Regions from separate parts of the Homo sapiens genome. Here region 2 is linked to region 1. The links are chromatin contacts, found by Hi-C or POLR2A ChIA-PET in ENCODE. All regions are on one chromosome and are shown on one strand. The core of a region is the stretch at or near the end of the contact, and the rest is flanking DNA. Distances in the headings are between cores, read along the strand shown. Region 1 overlaps CADPS2 (calcium dependent secretion activator 2). Region 2 overlaps CADPS2 (calcium dependent secretion activator 2).

What was found. Hi-C counts contacts between places; a loop is a spot of excess contacts on that map. ChIA-PET counts read pairs that join two places held with the same protein, here RNA polymerase II (POLR2A). Pooled maps may share reads with other maps.
Region 2: a map of heart left ventricle shows a loop between it and region 1 (2.8-fold over the local background). The contact joins two enhancer-like sites. A Hi-C loop is called at or near these places in 3 of 168 maps with a recorded cell type or tissue (heart left ventricle and heart right ventricle), 1 of 37 single-sample maps with no recorded cell type and 2 of 50 pooled maps. POLR2A ChIA-PET finds 5 or more read pairs at or near these places in 2 of 52 experiments (CD4-positive, alpha-beta T cell and WTC11).

What each region holds. Positions count from the first base shown.
Region 1 is chr7:122,841,678-122,849,292 of GRCh38, reverse strand. All of the region lies in intron 1 of CADPS2 (calcium dependent secretion activator 2), which reads left to right. Among named protein-coding and RNA genes, the nearest start is that of CADPS2, 41 kb to the left of the region's middle. Within about 2 kb of position 4,777, at least 2 of the 41 ENCODE cell types and tissues checked have a DNase peak (open chromatin) inside an H3K27ac peak, as active enhancers do.
Region 2 is chr7:122,798,097-122,805,711 of GRCh38, reverse strand. The region is part of intron 1 of CADPS2 (calcium dependent secretion activator 2); the gene reads left to right. Among named protein-coding and RNA genes, the nearest start is that of CADPS2, 85 kb to the left of the region's middle. Within about 2 kb of position 3,336, at least 10 of the 41 ENCODE cell types and tissues checked have a DNase peak (open chromatin) inside an H3K27ac peak, as active enhancers do.

The DNA.
Region 1 (7,615 bases), core at 3,528-6,027:
TTTCCTCCAGATATTTTACAGATTGAGGAGAGCTTCAGAATGTTCCAACGTTCTTTGTAAACAAAGCTTAAAATTTTTTGATAAACATCAGTCAGGTTTGTGTTTATGAAAAATAGTGGGCAACCAACATGCTTAATTAAGCTAATCTTTGATATAAATGCAAATTTCTGAGTTGTCCGTGTATAGTTTAGTAAGGAGACTAAGTTTAGGTTGAATTTTGCCCTTAGTCTTCAAATGGAAACTTTAGAATCAGAAGATTGAAAGGTTTAGTAATTGTTCATTAACCTGCCTGGGACTTTGGAAAGCTGGTTTCATGCCTTTGCATGAAAACTCTTAATAGAATATGAAAAGCTGTTCCAAAATACTTCAGGAGCATTTTTTTTCTTAGTAAAGTCTTCAGAAAGATAGCTTTTCTGTGTAAATCCCCAGGTTCCTAGATGTAGTTCCTCTCCCTTTCCCATCTTCCTTATTTTATGTGAGTTGCTTGAAGCTGCCGGTTACTTAGGTGTCTGAAACTCTTGGGGAAAAAGTCAGAGACGTCATGGCATTTTACACACAGATGCAAGATACTAATACAGTCCATTAACATGGAAATACTTATTTTAACCTGAAGTAACCTCTGAATGAGAGAATGAAACACAGTATAATGGGGAAAAAACAGGCATTTGAGGCTGTGGCATATGTTTGAATCGCAGTTTTGCCTCTTTCTAGTATCTGATCCTTTTTAGCTTTATAAAAGTTCTTTATTTTTCACCAACCAGGGACAGATACTGATAGCATCTGATCTTGAATATTTTAGAGCCTTTGGGGGTCCTGGCTCCTCTACTGTGAGAACGTTCAGCCTAGACCTGGCCATGGTAGCCTGTAGATAAATGGGCTCTTCCCTAGGAGGCTGTGCAAGTGTTTGCCAATTTAAGGAGGGCCCTATTTCCTCTTGAATCTTTCCTTTGAAATTGAGGAGAGATTCAGTTTCTCCTTTCCCCATTGTTCCAGCAGTGACCTCTGTGGGCTCTGTCGCAGAGGAAGGGTTTGTCTTCCTGCAACACTGCCTTACTGGGTACTCCTCTCTTAGTTATGCTGGTTGCTAGGCTTGAGAGTAAGAGCATTGCTTTTATCAGAGACATTCCTAAAACTACAAGACCTTAGCTAAAGGCAAAATGTTGAGTATTCTAATAAGATTAAGACATTAGCTATAGGCAAAATATTGCATATGATGATGAAACTTAGCCATAGGCAAAGAGTTGAGTGTTCTAATGAGATCAGGTTCAAACCTTCTGTCCTGGCAAATCACCATGCAGTTGCTCTAGAAGATTAGTTTTCTTTTGTTCCCACCTATTATTGCTGTTTTCATATAGGATGATGTTTTACTGGCTTTGCTACCGTATTGCTTTCAACCACATTTGTTTAACAAGTACTTTAATACATGCTATCAACCATTCTAACCACAGCTACTCCTATTGTATTTTTTGTTCCTTTCCATATGTGAAACAATTTGCATTAAGGAGATTAAAATCTAAGTAAGTATGAGTTCGGAGCAGTAACCAGTAAGACTATGTGGGTTTGCACTGAATCTTCACAATGTTCTAGAAATGTGAGCTAAGGCAAATTTACTTTGGAAAATCTAAGTTTTCCCACGCCATAAGCTTAGTATCTTTCCCATAGAACTGTTGTTAATGATGACAAGAAAAAAAAAAATCTAAGTAGCTACAGCAAAGGCTTTGTATGTTTTGGCCATTTTTATATAACAAACTAATGGTATGAGAACAATACAATAAAATGGCCAAAGACACAGAGCTGAACACATAATTATTGAAGAAAGTAAAAGACTCATCAGAGTTGAAAGGAGTTTAATCACAGATTTCTAACAGGAGTTGAGTGTTGAGCTAGATTAGAAGAGATGAATACCGGCTGGGCACGGTGGCTCACACCTGTAATCCTAGCACTCTGGGAGGCGGAGGAGGGAGGATTGCTTGAGCTCAGGAGTTCTAGACCAGCCTGGCCAACATGGCAAAACCCTGTCTCTAGTAAAAATACAAAAGTTAGCTGGGTATGGTGGCATGAGCCTGTAGTCCCAGCTACTTGAGAGGCCAAGATAGGAGAATTGCTTGAACCCAGGAGGCGGAGGTTGCAGTGAGCTGAGATTGCGCCACTGCACTCCAGCCTGGACAACACAGCAAGACTCCATTTCAAAAAAGAAAAAAAAAGGTATGAATGTGAAGAATAATGGAGAAGGGAGACAATTGAGGTGATTAGAGCAGTGGCTTTCAAACTCTAACATGTGTAAAGTCACCAGTGGAGTCCTTTAAAATGCATGTTCCTGGATCTGCTGCCGGGCATACTGGGTCAGTAGGTTTGGTATGAGGCCTAGGAATCTGCATTTTAATAAGCACTCCAGCTTTGGCTACTGGCCATACTAAGAAACTTTTGGTAGAGATTTGCTGCAGGGTCATGCACAGCATGGCATACTTCTATAAGGGAGTGGTGCCAGCTTGAAGATCATCTCAGGAAGTGAAAGAGAGCTGTTATTGTCCTTACCACTTAATCAGCTTTAGTACTTTTGTGTTTTGTTTCCTGGGACCTCATTTTTGTGTGCTCAGCCTATTCACTCTTCCTTGCTCCTTATCGAGATGTAAATAACTGGGCAGCCTCTTCCTTAAAATTATTGGCTCCTATATTTAAAGAGTTGCCACAACATAGTCTTCTGCTTTATAACTAATATTGCAATTCCTTTATCTGTATATTAATTTTAATGCTGAATCTGAATATAAATATATAGTTCAATTAAATAATCTGAGGTGGCATTTCAAATACCTCATTCTTGGCTTTAGTTTGCCTGTGTAACACCACTTTTGTAGCTAACCAAATTCAGCCTAAAGTTTACTTTTGAAATGTACAAAGCACACTCATAAAAACTTGCAAAATTTGTAAAGTATTTACAGTGATTTTCTTGTTATATCAGAGATTTATACCTTTTGCTTTAGTTTGCAATTTAGTGTACAATCTTTACAGCTATTTTTCTTGCACTGGGTTGTTAAATCAGTTTTATATCTTTTTATTCCTTGGAGTAGAGATGAATAAACCTTGCTTACTAGATTTTGTAATACCTTTATCACTTAATATTTGAACATCCTTAGCACTTTAATTTTAATATGGCTAAATGGAATATGTAAGATGCAATGTTTGCCATTTAGTACCCTGCATTACAATAAATGTTTTAGAATTTTAACTGTGAAATCTTACAGATAAACAGCCAGAACTCATCATATTTTCTTACTCCTTAATTTTTAGAATACATAGATGCTTCAGTTTTCCTCTTTGATGTGATTTTAACCATTGTGTTGAATGAGGGACCACCGTGTTGGCGAGCAATCATAACGCTATTTTGTGTTTCCCTCTCTATCCCTTTTAGTACTTTTTGACCAACCTTCCCCTTTGGATGGAATCTCAGATTGGTGCCATAACTTTGCTTGGGTAATAACATGGACAATTTATCAAGTTTTCCTGTTGCTTGTAGCCCCCAAAAGACTATTTCAATAATTCATGTCCTGTGCTATGTCATAGTTAAAAGCCCAAACTGCATTTAAAGTTGAAGACTCTCCCCTGTGCATGTGAACCTGCTCTAGGCTGGAAGCCTGCAGTGGGATAGTTGATGTGGAGGGCTTTTCAACCCAAGCTTGCTGGCCTGGTGTGTGACTCCTGAGGGGATGTAGCGAGGAGAATGGAGAAAGGGCAGTGCCACTCAAGAAAGACTGATGCCATATGGCATTTTCATACTCCGGGGTTGGCAAGAGTTTAAAATTAACTCTCTTGTGTGGATGTTTTCCAGTTTTCATTGCCATCATTTTTGGAAGATTTCTTCCTGAGAGCATCCAACTCTGGCTTTGTGTTGCTGGCAGTGCCACGCTTGTGGTTGTTTTTTATCTGACATCAAACCTTTACCCATTTTCTTTTGAGACCATCTCATGCTAGGCAAGAAGCTGCTTTGTGTGAGGTTGCTCTTAGAATAAGTCCTGGGTCCCTTCTTCAGGGGTCACATCTTAGCACACACAAACCTGGGCCCAAAGATGGGTGGGGGCAATTTGCTGAGCCACCACTTACTGGACATGAGAGAAAAGTATTTATTACTTCAGATCTTTTATGTTTATTATCCTGCTTCTGACTGATGACAGTATCCCCTCTTCTCCCTCATTTCTGGGATTTGTGATAGAGAATGTAGGTTATTTATTTGGCTTATCAGCAGGGAATAGTGACTAGGAAGCCTTATTTGAAGTTTTAAGTCTCTCAAAAGCATCTTGATCTTGCCTGTACTATAAGCTTATAGGATGATTAAAAACTAGGGGGAAAAATGCAAAAAAGGAGCCTTAGAATAAAATGATTTTTTTTTTTTACCTTTTTTCATTTTGATGTTGTTTTAAGCCACATGTCTATCTTTACATCCAAGGTTTGCTCAATCTCTTCAGCCTTATGTGAATCCTCCCCACTCACTTTGTCTCTGAAACTTAAATATTTGCCTGACCTTTTTAATCACATCAGACTTCCTGGATTTCCTGTCCTTTATCTGATGTGACTTTGGATAAACTCTTGATTGTATACATTATACCTGAGCCCCTGAGCATAAACTATGTAACTTAGGATACATTACTATAGATGTATTTTTAAAAAGACTTTTCTATTTAGTTAAGCAATATTGTTTTCTGTGCTAATATTTGAGTGCCAGTCTTCTAAAATATTTCCTGTGCATTAATGTGATAAAACAGGATATCCCATGATATTTTTAATTCCTCTCACAGTTTGAATATTATAGATGTTCTTTGAGAAGGAAACTCTTATAAAAAGTGATTGAAAAGATATGTCGTTTAGGTGATTCATCTCCTGGAAATGAGAGTTGTAGTAGTGAACAAAGAATCCTGATTTTTAACATAACATTGAGTATCTCATTTGGAGTCAAGGGCAAGCGGGATGTTTTTTTAACTTTAAAACTATGAAAGGGCGTGATTACCACTAATTTTAAAGGATAAAGTTTCATACAAATGTGAAATCCAACTTAGTTACATCTGGATTGTGTTCCTGTTCCCCTAGTTCTTTGCCTCTTGCCTTGTAACAGTTAACCCCAACCTGTAACTTCAGTCTCACCTCCAGGTGAGGCTCGTCCTGTCCCTAGTGGGGCCGTGTGAGGAGCTTCTGGAAGCAGAAGGCTACAGACTCACTGTGGCTGGGGCTTGTGTTTGGTCCTGTGCTCACCTTGGTGCCCAGTTGCCTGGAAACTGGATTCCTAACTAACTCGTCTATGATCCTGTCTCTGCTGGTTATCCCAGTTTCCTTTCAGCCTCAATAGGTACTCATCTCGAATTCTTTGCTTCCCTTTTTGTTGGGCCTCTCTGCTCATAATGCCTTCTAAGCATGCTGGTCCTCACCTGGATCCTTTCTTCACTTTACACTTTTGCCTCCTGTTGACCCTTGCCTGCCATTTCATCATGTAGACTCATCTGCCCATTTCAGATCTGCTGCTAGACCCATGGCCCTCTTTACCATCTCTTCATTAGTCAGCTCTCCTTTTTTCTAGCTCTTGTGTTCTCATCAGTGTGCAATTTCAAGTCAAGCATTCCCCAGTCTCTCTTGTCAGACTGCTCAGTTTTATGGTGAAATTACCTTTCTTTTGTCAAATGTCACAATCTGGCATATAATGTCATAGCTTCCTAAAGAACTGGACTCATTGTTTGAGAACTCACACATGCATTGTTTGCTGTGCTGGGGTTACCGTCCATTATCATTAAGTACTAGTATATCTTAAGTTGTGATCTCACTATTTGTTTCAAATATCCCCTCATGCCAAAAGCTGGTTATAGCTTTTTGACAGACAGTGACACCCCATAGGTCAAAGTAGTTGGTCAGTCAGTCGTCCTAAACTTATCATTTTGATGCTGTTTTGATACCTTTTTTCCACTGTGGCAGATATAAGTGTAATTAAGTCCTGTAGCTTTCTATCTCCATCCTTATATATTGTTGAGGAGAAATTTCATCTACTATGTGATTACATTAGGAAAGCCAAAAAAAAAAGCAACTCTTATGATGTGTGATTGAGTACATGCTTTTGTCTAGCATTCATTCAAAAATGAGAGTTATCTGGTATTCACAGAAAGCATTGCTCCTTTTAATGAAGGCTTTTGTTTTTCCAGCTTCGGTATCCTAAGCTAATTCTGAAAAATCAACACAATCTCTTAAGTACTTTAATTATATGAGATTAAAGCATTTTTTCCCTTGTGTCTTCTTCCACATTCAAATATGATAGTTTGTTTTGATTTCTGCCCTCATTATAGTTCCTTCTTAAAAACATTTTCCTAGTATTGTGGTCACTGAAAGGCTTTGAAGGCTCCCTAGCTTATTTCCTTTAATTTTCCTTAGAGCAAAATCATGTTGTCCTCAACCTAAGCATTGCTTGGGCCCTTAGTGGATAGTGTAGGCAAGGGTTTTCTTTTCCTTTCTTGTCTTCTTCCTCCCTCCTTTACACCTTCTAGCTATATTTTGTGGCATAATTATCTTTGTATTTCTAGTATATATTAAAATATACCAATTTTTACTATCAACTTTCTATTTTTTATTCAACCCATATATTGTTCACATGCTTATAACTCTAACATAATAAAAATATGACATTTGTTTTTCTTATACAATACTGTAAGCATTTTCTACATTGGCCTTTATAGTAGCTTAATGATCATTTCTGTATTATCATATTGTTGGTCACTTGGATTGTTCTTGAATTTTTGGTTTTTGATATTAAGCATCAAAGTCTTTGTGGTGGTTAAAGAGGAAATAGGAGAAGGCATCAGATTATCAAGGTCCTGTTACTGGATTTCAGGGCAGGGTTGAAACTGGCAAGAACACAGCTGCAAACCAGAAATTGGGCAGAAAGCGTTCATGAGGATGGACACACAATGAGCTTATCCCATTGTACCAGATTTTTTTCATTTGCTTTTCTAGACCCATTTTCCACCCTCCTCCGTCCTGCTTTCTGCTCTAGAGGCTTTCCCCTGTGGATGGCTGTAGTCGAGTTTGGTCCATGGAGAGCCTGACAGAAGCAGAGGGAGGAAAGAGAAGTCAAAATGTTCATTCCCCTGGCTCTTCCCTTGCAGGGGCATCTGAAGTGGGCCGTGTTCCTGAGCCAAAGCTCATGCTCCCCATAAAGCAACCACATGTGTGACTATTCCTGGGGTTTCAGGAGCTGCTCCTCATCTCTCCTTTTCCAGCCTAGGAGGTAACAACTCAGCTGCTGCTAACCCAGGCCTGCTTCCCATCCCTAATGGTTTCTCTTCACCCACACCTTGTAAATCATCCTTCTGTAAAGAAACCCTCCATGTTATCCCATTTTGAGTATCCCATCTCTTTCCTATTGAGTGGTCACGCTGGAACTTTCCTTAGAGTGGAAAATTCTGGATACTACCTCTAATAGGAGTTAGGGTAAAAAAAATACAGTACTAAACTTTTATTGTATTGACTCAGGCTGATGGTCTTCAGTTCTTCCTTCTTAGAATGGTTTTATAAAGAACAGCTGAAAATTTAAGGCAACTCTTCGTTTTCTTTAGTTATTTAATGGTGTGTGGAGATTTTCTACATT
Region 2 (7,615 bases), core at 2,087-4,586, 42 kb after region 1:
CCCTTGACATTCAGAGACCCTCTGCTGTGGCTTCTCCTGATACCTGGTTGCTTGACTCATAACCAGGAATGGTGATTATGTGACATGTCTGAATTAAAGAGAAGGCAATTTTGGAAGGACCACAACTTAGGCTGTAAGCTGATAAGTATAGAGAGTTTTGATCTTTGGTTCCACTGTTAAAATTACTAGAACCTTACTCATCTGGACCTAAACTATCTAAAATATAAGGGAAGTAAACAATAAAAATAATTGAAGACCGGGTGTGGTGGCTCACTCCTGTAATCTCAGCACTTTGGGAGGCCAAGGCAGGCGGATCACTAGGTCAGGAGATTGAGACCATCCTGGCCAACATGCTGAAAACCCATCTCTACTAAAAATTCAAAAATTAGCTAGGCGTGGTGGCAAGTGCCTGTAGTCCCAGCTACTAGGGAGGCTGAGGCAGGAGAATCACTTGAACCCTGGAGGCAGAGGTTGCAGTGAGCCGAGATAGTGCCACTGCACTCCAGCCTGGCGACAGAGCAAGAATCCTTCTCAATAACAATAATAATAATAATAATGATTGAAAATGCTTTCAGCATTTATCAGGGTACCTTGCTGGGGGTTAGCTATGGGGTTACAAAGGTGATTCATGTGGCTCTTGTTCTTAAGAAACTTGTAGTTAATAAAGGAACACAAGATACATACACAATTATTATTAAATAATGTATCTCTAAATGAGTATAACAGAGTTCTCTCACTGAAGTACACAAGGTTGTGATAGATAAGAATTCTATTTACCAATCCCCAGAGCTTATTCATTGTTTCATGTACAATTTTAGTAAGCCTATTTAATTTTTAAGTATATGGTATTAGAAATAGCAAACAAATGAGGATAAGAATTTCTATAGGCAGCATAGTGAATTACCATGAAAAATGACAGTTGACTTCAAGGCAAGACATAGGAAATCTTACAGAGCATATAAGAATTTGAAAAGGATGGCAATCCAGCATCATTTGATATAGGAACACTGACCCTTTATGATGCATTGGGTCCTGAGGTGTCTCTGTATCACAATATTGAGTATAATTGCCATTCATAAGATAATTCCGCAGTTTAAGAAAGGCTTAAATTTCGCATCTTTTTCTTACACTACACACTCTAGTTCTACCAACATTCTTGACATTTCCTTAAAATGTCATTTAAGAAATTTTCTATTAAAAACAATAAATTAAATGATCTTCTGTCTTTAAACCAAACTGTCAGTGATTCTAAAATCATCAGCCATTCATTTGTATAGGATGTTAGAGAGCAGATGTTTAATTATATTGAGTATTTTCCTGAAAGAAAAATAAAATAACCTAAATGCACAGGTTATACCTGTGGCTGGAAAAATGCAACGTGCTAGTCCTCAGCAGTTGTATCTATTTGAAGTCATGACTGATAGCTAATGCCTTGTCTTGGCTTATAAGAAGTTGGTTTAAAATGAATTCATTAGTTTTCCCTTATGGAGAAATACTGGTTCTGCTAATGCCTTGGCACTGATGCGGGGAAAGGAAACTAAGTGGGCTAGGATTAAAGCTTCACCTCTAGACTTTTCTGAACAAACTAGAGTGCAGGTCAGTCAGGAACCAGAGATAAGAGAGCAGTGTGGTAGCTGGGAATGAGTGACCACAGTGAACTGGCCAAAGGAGAGCTGTCCCTTAAGCAAAAGCTTCAGAGTGTGCTTTGCAGTGTTTTTTTTTTTTTTTTTTTTTTTTCCATTCAAGCCTGGTTTTAAAAAGACAGGATAAGCAGCAGGTCAAAACTAGGGATCCTAAGTACAGGAATTCTCACTTTATTAAGTAACCCATCCCCTAGAGAAATTTGAATATAAGATGTGTATTAGGAAAACCAGGACTTAACAGGACTTAAGTGTAATCACTTTGGTTATTTTAAAAATGTTTTGATAGCTATCTGCATTTGACTTGTATCATGCTTAGTTGCAAAGTACTTGTTTTCTTCATTAAATTTTTATCACCACCGATCCCACAGACATACAAACTACCATCAAAGAATACTATAAATTTTTAAAATGAATCAAATGGATATCTGATTTCTTAAATGTTTTGGTTGAAGAGACCAATGATCAGAGGCATGAGCTGCCAAGCCACAAGCTCACCATCTAGTGGTGAAAGTTTCCTGTGATTTATGGCTTTGTCACATTTTCATGTGATTCTGATAGAAAACACCATAGAAAATGGCAAGCTCTGTGTCACAGAGGCAGCAATGTAGCGTTCTTTCAGACTCCAAAATGAGATTCCATCACAGAACATTCTCTCTTCTGTTCTTCCTCTTGCAGCAGCAGGGTGAGAATTTAGGGAGGTTTTGTTCTTGTTCCTAACTTCAAAGGGAAAAAATGAGTCTTTCTGAATTGTGATTTCCCTTTACAGAACAAATGCTGGCAACATTTACCTTTTTTCACTTAAGATTTTGCATTTTTTAAAGCAGCAGGACAGGGATTAAGTGGGTTTCTATGAGCAGCACTGAGTGTATTTCCAGTGTGGCTTGTTGAGTTCAAGGTTATAATTTTGAATGTTTTTTTCTGAGTTTATATATGTTGTGACAAAGGTAATAAGGGAGTTGGAGGAAGTGAAGAGGCCTGTTTTCTTAAAACACATACCTATGCATACAATAACAAACCTATATTGAGTTTTTCTTCCTTTAAATATAATTCATATTTTTTTAGAAAATGTGAAAATAAAACATTAAATACAAATAAAGTCATTTAAAATATATGAGTGGAGGTAATTGTTGTATTATGTGCATCCATATATGTCTTTTGTGCACATAAATTTGACTACAAAAATGGAATTGTGCTCTACGTTCCATTTGCTTTAATTCCTGTCCCTAATTGTTCTTCAGCAACATCAGTTTAATGGCTGTATATTATTCCATTGTATTTATGTGTAATTCTTTGGCTCTGTAGGTTTTTAGATTGCTGCTAATGGTGAAAGTAGACACGTGCTTTAAGAATTTTAAGAACAATAAGCTCATGTGTCAGTCATTGTGATACCAGCTATCTGGAAATGACAAGAGAGACATGATTTCTGAGCTCTTGGAACATAGTTCTGATGGGAGTGCTAGAGGGTAAGCATTGTTTAGTTGTTTAGAGGATAAACATCTCATAGATGAGATGGTCACAGTTTGAAGTGGATGATTGGATAGATCACACCTAGGGTGTATTATGGGCCTGTATGTGCTTGCCTACCTTAAATAAAGAAGTCCAAGAACGGATTTTTGGGGGCTGAGATCCAATGAGTGAGACTGACCAGCGATTACCGAAGAGTGGAGGTACACAGCATGTGACGCAGAGGGAACAGGAAGTGCATTAGGCAGGGCCTGAGGCAGGAAACAGCACAGCTTGTTCTAAGAAGGGAATAATCGTAGGTTCTCTGGTATTTCTTTTTTTCTCATTGAAAATGAATTGTAAATGCATGTCAGTTTTTAAGAGCTGAGCTTTTTTGGGTGCATTTGTAGGGTAATCAGGGGGATATTTCACACATTTACAGTATAGAGTCCTCCAAAATAGAAGTATGAAAACTCTTTACTTATTTGAGTTTTTTTAATGTCCTTCAGTAATTTGCTTTTATAAATAGATTTTATACATGCTGTGACACTGTTTAGACATCTTATAGCTTTTCTAAATAGATTTTATACATGCTGTGATACTGTTTAGACATCTTGTAGCTTTTCTATTATGAGAGATTTTTAAGTAATACTTTTTAATTATTTGAATGTTGATTTTATATTTGAATCTTTACCAGAGTCTTATCAATTCTAATAGTTTTTTAAAAAGTGATTCTCACCTGCGCAGAGTGGCTCACGCCTGTAATCCCAGCACTTTGGGAGGCTGAGTTGGTTGGATTGATAGAGCCTGGGGTATATAGTGAGACCATGTCTCCAGAAAAAAAAAATAAATAAAAATTAAAAAAAAAGATTCTCTTGGCTTTTTCATTTTCATGTAGTTATATAATTTGTTCAGGAAAGACAATTTTTACATTTTTTTCTTTCCTACATATGCTTCTTTTTGGTTAACATTTTCTTTTCTCATTGCATTTACTGAAAGTTCCATTATGTAACTTTATAGTAGCAATGATAATAGGTATCCTTGTCTTTTTCCTGATCTAATGGGAACATGTGTAATATTTCTTCACTATTACATGTGGTGATTTGTGCTAGATATTTTTTATTAAATGAAGGACCTTGAATACTGTTCCTTGCTTGCTAATACATTTTGTTAGCAAAGTGATGAATTACTTAGATCAAAATCTTTCAAGCACTTACTGATATGATCACATGGGTTTTGTCCTTTAATCTGTTAATGTAACAGATTTCTTTAGGAGTTTTTTTAATACATATTGGACCACTTAAGCATATCTGGTATAAACATTAGTAGGTTTAGGATTTTTGCAGCATTTCTTATAACGTACATTGGCTTTTGGTGCTGTCTTTGTCTGATTTTGGTTAGTGGATTATGTTAGTCTTACAGTTGAACATTCTGTTTTGGTCTCTATCTCTCCCTATATGTACATATTTTTGAGTATTGCTTTGGCTTATAGCATTTCTAGTTTTAAATGTGCTTTCTTTGCCCAGTTTTTATGTACAATTTTCATTTTAATTTTCTCTTTAGCCCAAATAGTGTTTTTCTTAATTACCCCAAGGTAAGAAGTTCACTTGAATTTTCTTTTTTTTTTTTTTTTTGAGGCAGAGTCTCGCTCTGTCGCACAGGCTGGAGTACAGTGGCACAATCTTGGCTCACCAAAAATCTCCACCTCCTGAGTCCAAGTGATTCTCCTGCCTCAGCCTCCCAAGTAGCTGGGATTACAGGCATGTGCCACCACGCCCGGCTAATTTTTGTATTTTTAGTAGAGACAGGGTTTTACCATGTTGGTCAGGCTGGTTGCGAACTCCTGACTTCGAAAGTGATCTGCCTGCCTTGGCCTCCCAAAGTGCTGGGATTACAGACGTGAGCCACCACACCCAGCTGAATTTTTTGTTTGCTCTTTTCCTCCTTTAGTTGTAAATTCTTATTTTACTATACTAGCTCTATTATTGAAGCCTCATATAATGTGGTTCCTTTTTTTTACTTCATGATCTAGGACCCTGCTATTCAAAATGTAGTTCCCAGGCAGTTAACAGCATTAAGGCAAATTCTCAGCCCCCAACCTACATCTACTACTTTAGAATCTCAATTTTAAGAAGATCCCAGGGTATTCCTATGAATTTTAATGTTTAGAAGTCACTGCTCTGGAACTTGATCAGTTTTTGTAAAGCTTATAGATTACAACAGTGTTTTTATTTTAAAAGCTTATCTGTTTATGAGGTAAAATTTTCTCTCTAATAATGTATTTTGGCAAGTTGTCGTGTTGAACCTCTATGTGCTTTTTATTTTGAGAAATCTGAAGGAGATGTTAAATTTTCCAGTATGATTCTACATATATCAAAATATTTCTCATAAATTTTATATTGTGAACCAATAAATGTTGAGTAGGAATAAAACTAGTATTATAACCGTGGATGTTTTTGCATGTTATTTTATTCAATGTTTAATATAGTCCAGGCACTGAACTTGCTAGTAGATAGTAAAATAATATCTTTTATGTAAATGCTACTTTTCCACTTGTTAAATACAATTTATGCCATATGTAGTGTTTGCATATGATGTGGTTTTCTACCCAGGATAACCGAGTAGTAGAGGTTACATATCTTTTTTTCTGAAGAGCTGCCAGAGGCAGGCTTTCAACAGTCACATAGCTTGTAAGTGGCCAAGTGAGAATATAAATTTACACCACCTGATTTGAGTTTCAGTGGCCTTTCCTCAATGCCGATAGATGTGTTGACTGAAAGAAGTATGAATATGAGACATTGAACAAACTCTCTATGATAGAAAGTGAACAGTTGAACATTTAAAAAACTTTTAATTGCTAGGTGTATTTTGACTAATATGAGTGCCAGTGTTAACATTTTAATCTCCTTGTTCAGACTCCTTTTGACACATAGATTATAATCTTGCATTTGATTCCATTTAAATTATTTAGGTTAATTGCATTCTAGATAGCTATACTTCTTTTCTTTTTTTTTTTTTTTTTGAGATGGAATCTGGCTCTGTCACCCAGGCTGGAGTGCAGTGGTGCGATCTCTGCTTACTGCAAGCTCCACCTCCCGGGGTTCACGCCATTCTCCCGCCTCAGCCTCCCAAGTAGCTGGGACTACAGGCGCCCACCACCACGCCCGGCTAATTTTGTTTTTGTATTTTTAGTAGAGACGGGGTTTCACTGTGTTAGCCAGGATGGTCTCGATCTCCTGACCTCGTGATCCACCCGCCTTGGCCTCCCAAAGTGCTGGGACTACAGGCGTGAGCCACCGCGCCCAGCCCTACATAGCTATACTTCTTAAAAATATGCTTCTGTCTTCTCTCAATCTAGAAAGAAAAGAATAATACTGTATCTGTGTTCTGTTTTTTCTGGCATTAGTTAGTCACTACATTTTAAGGCAATATTATTGCCAAGGCAATTGGCCAAATGTGAGAGCTGGTATTTAAAGGAAATGGCCATATTTTTGAATGGTGCAAAGACTACAAACTTGAATCTATTTAAGATTTGTTTATAAGGCACTTTCTTATTTATCTTGTGACTGTATGAAAATGTGACAGCATTTTTACGATTGGAAGACCATTTCTCTAAATGGGAGGCACACCTGAACAAATGATTGCACTTGTCCTCCTTGTCACAGGGATAAGGCTGTCTTTCATCAGGTGAACATCTAGCTGTCCAAGGTAACTGTGTTAATGAGAGCCTTCTACAAAGGAAGATTTCTTCCCCTCCTGACTCCCTGTCTTGCAAAAATCAAGCAGAAGTTGAGGCAAGTGTACATAAGTATTTTCTGTGAGCTCAGGAAAACTCAAACATTACTTTCATAGTGTAACTCTTTTATTTTCCTTCTGGAACAAGTTCTTGATGAAGTAGAGTTTATAGTAAAACAGAAGTTTCTCTAGAGTTTCAATATAATTAAGTCTACAAAAAAATTGCTTGTGATGGAGGCAATGGTAGAGTTTCCTACAGCAATTTCAGTAAGGGGCCCTCATTGAGACTTTTGTCAGAAAGATTTCCCTGTAATATTACATATCGAGTAAAATAAAAGTAAGCTTTGCAAAACTAACCTTTTGTTGGCTTTGTAGCATTTGGGATAATATAGGACATCTATATACATTGATGTAGCTGCAGAGGCTATAAACAAATGTCCTCTGGGTAGTCCTGGTTCCAGTTTAAATAGGGAGCTTAATATTGTTTCAGTTAATACTTCAGACTTTAGATGGCCTAGTTAGACTGTGGTGAAGTTTATACACTTATTTTGAACATTCATTAGGGAGAGTGGCATTTTACCTTGGTCTAGGGGCTGGGTGAACTGCAGCCCTGGACAAGTATTGATGTTTGGGTCAAGGAGGAGGATGTGTTTAGGGACGATCACAGCACCTTTTCCTCTCTTGTTTTTTCCTTTTGATAGAATAAGGAGTTAGGGAAGGAAAGGGAAACCTCATTGGTAAGAATTGTATTGTGGTGTTAAAATGTTTTATAGAGTTTTTTTTTAATGCAACAA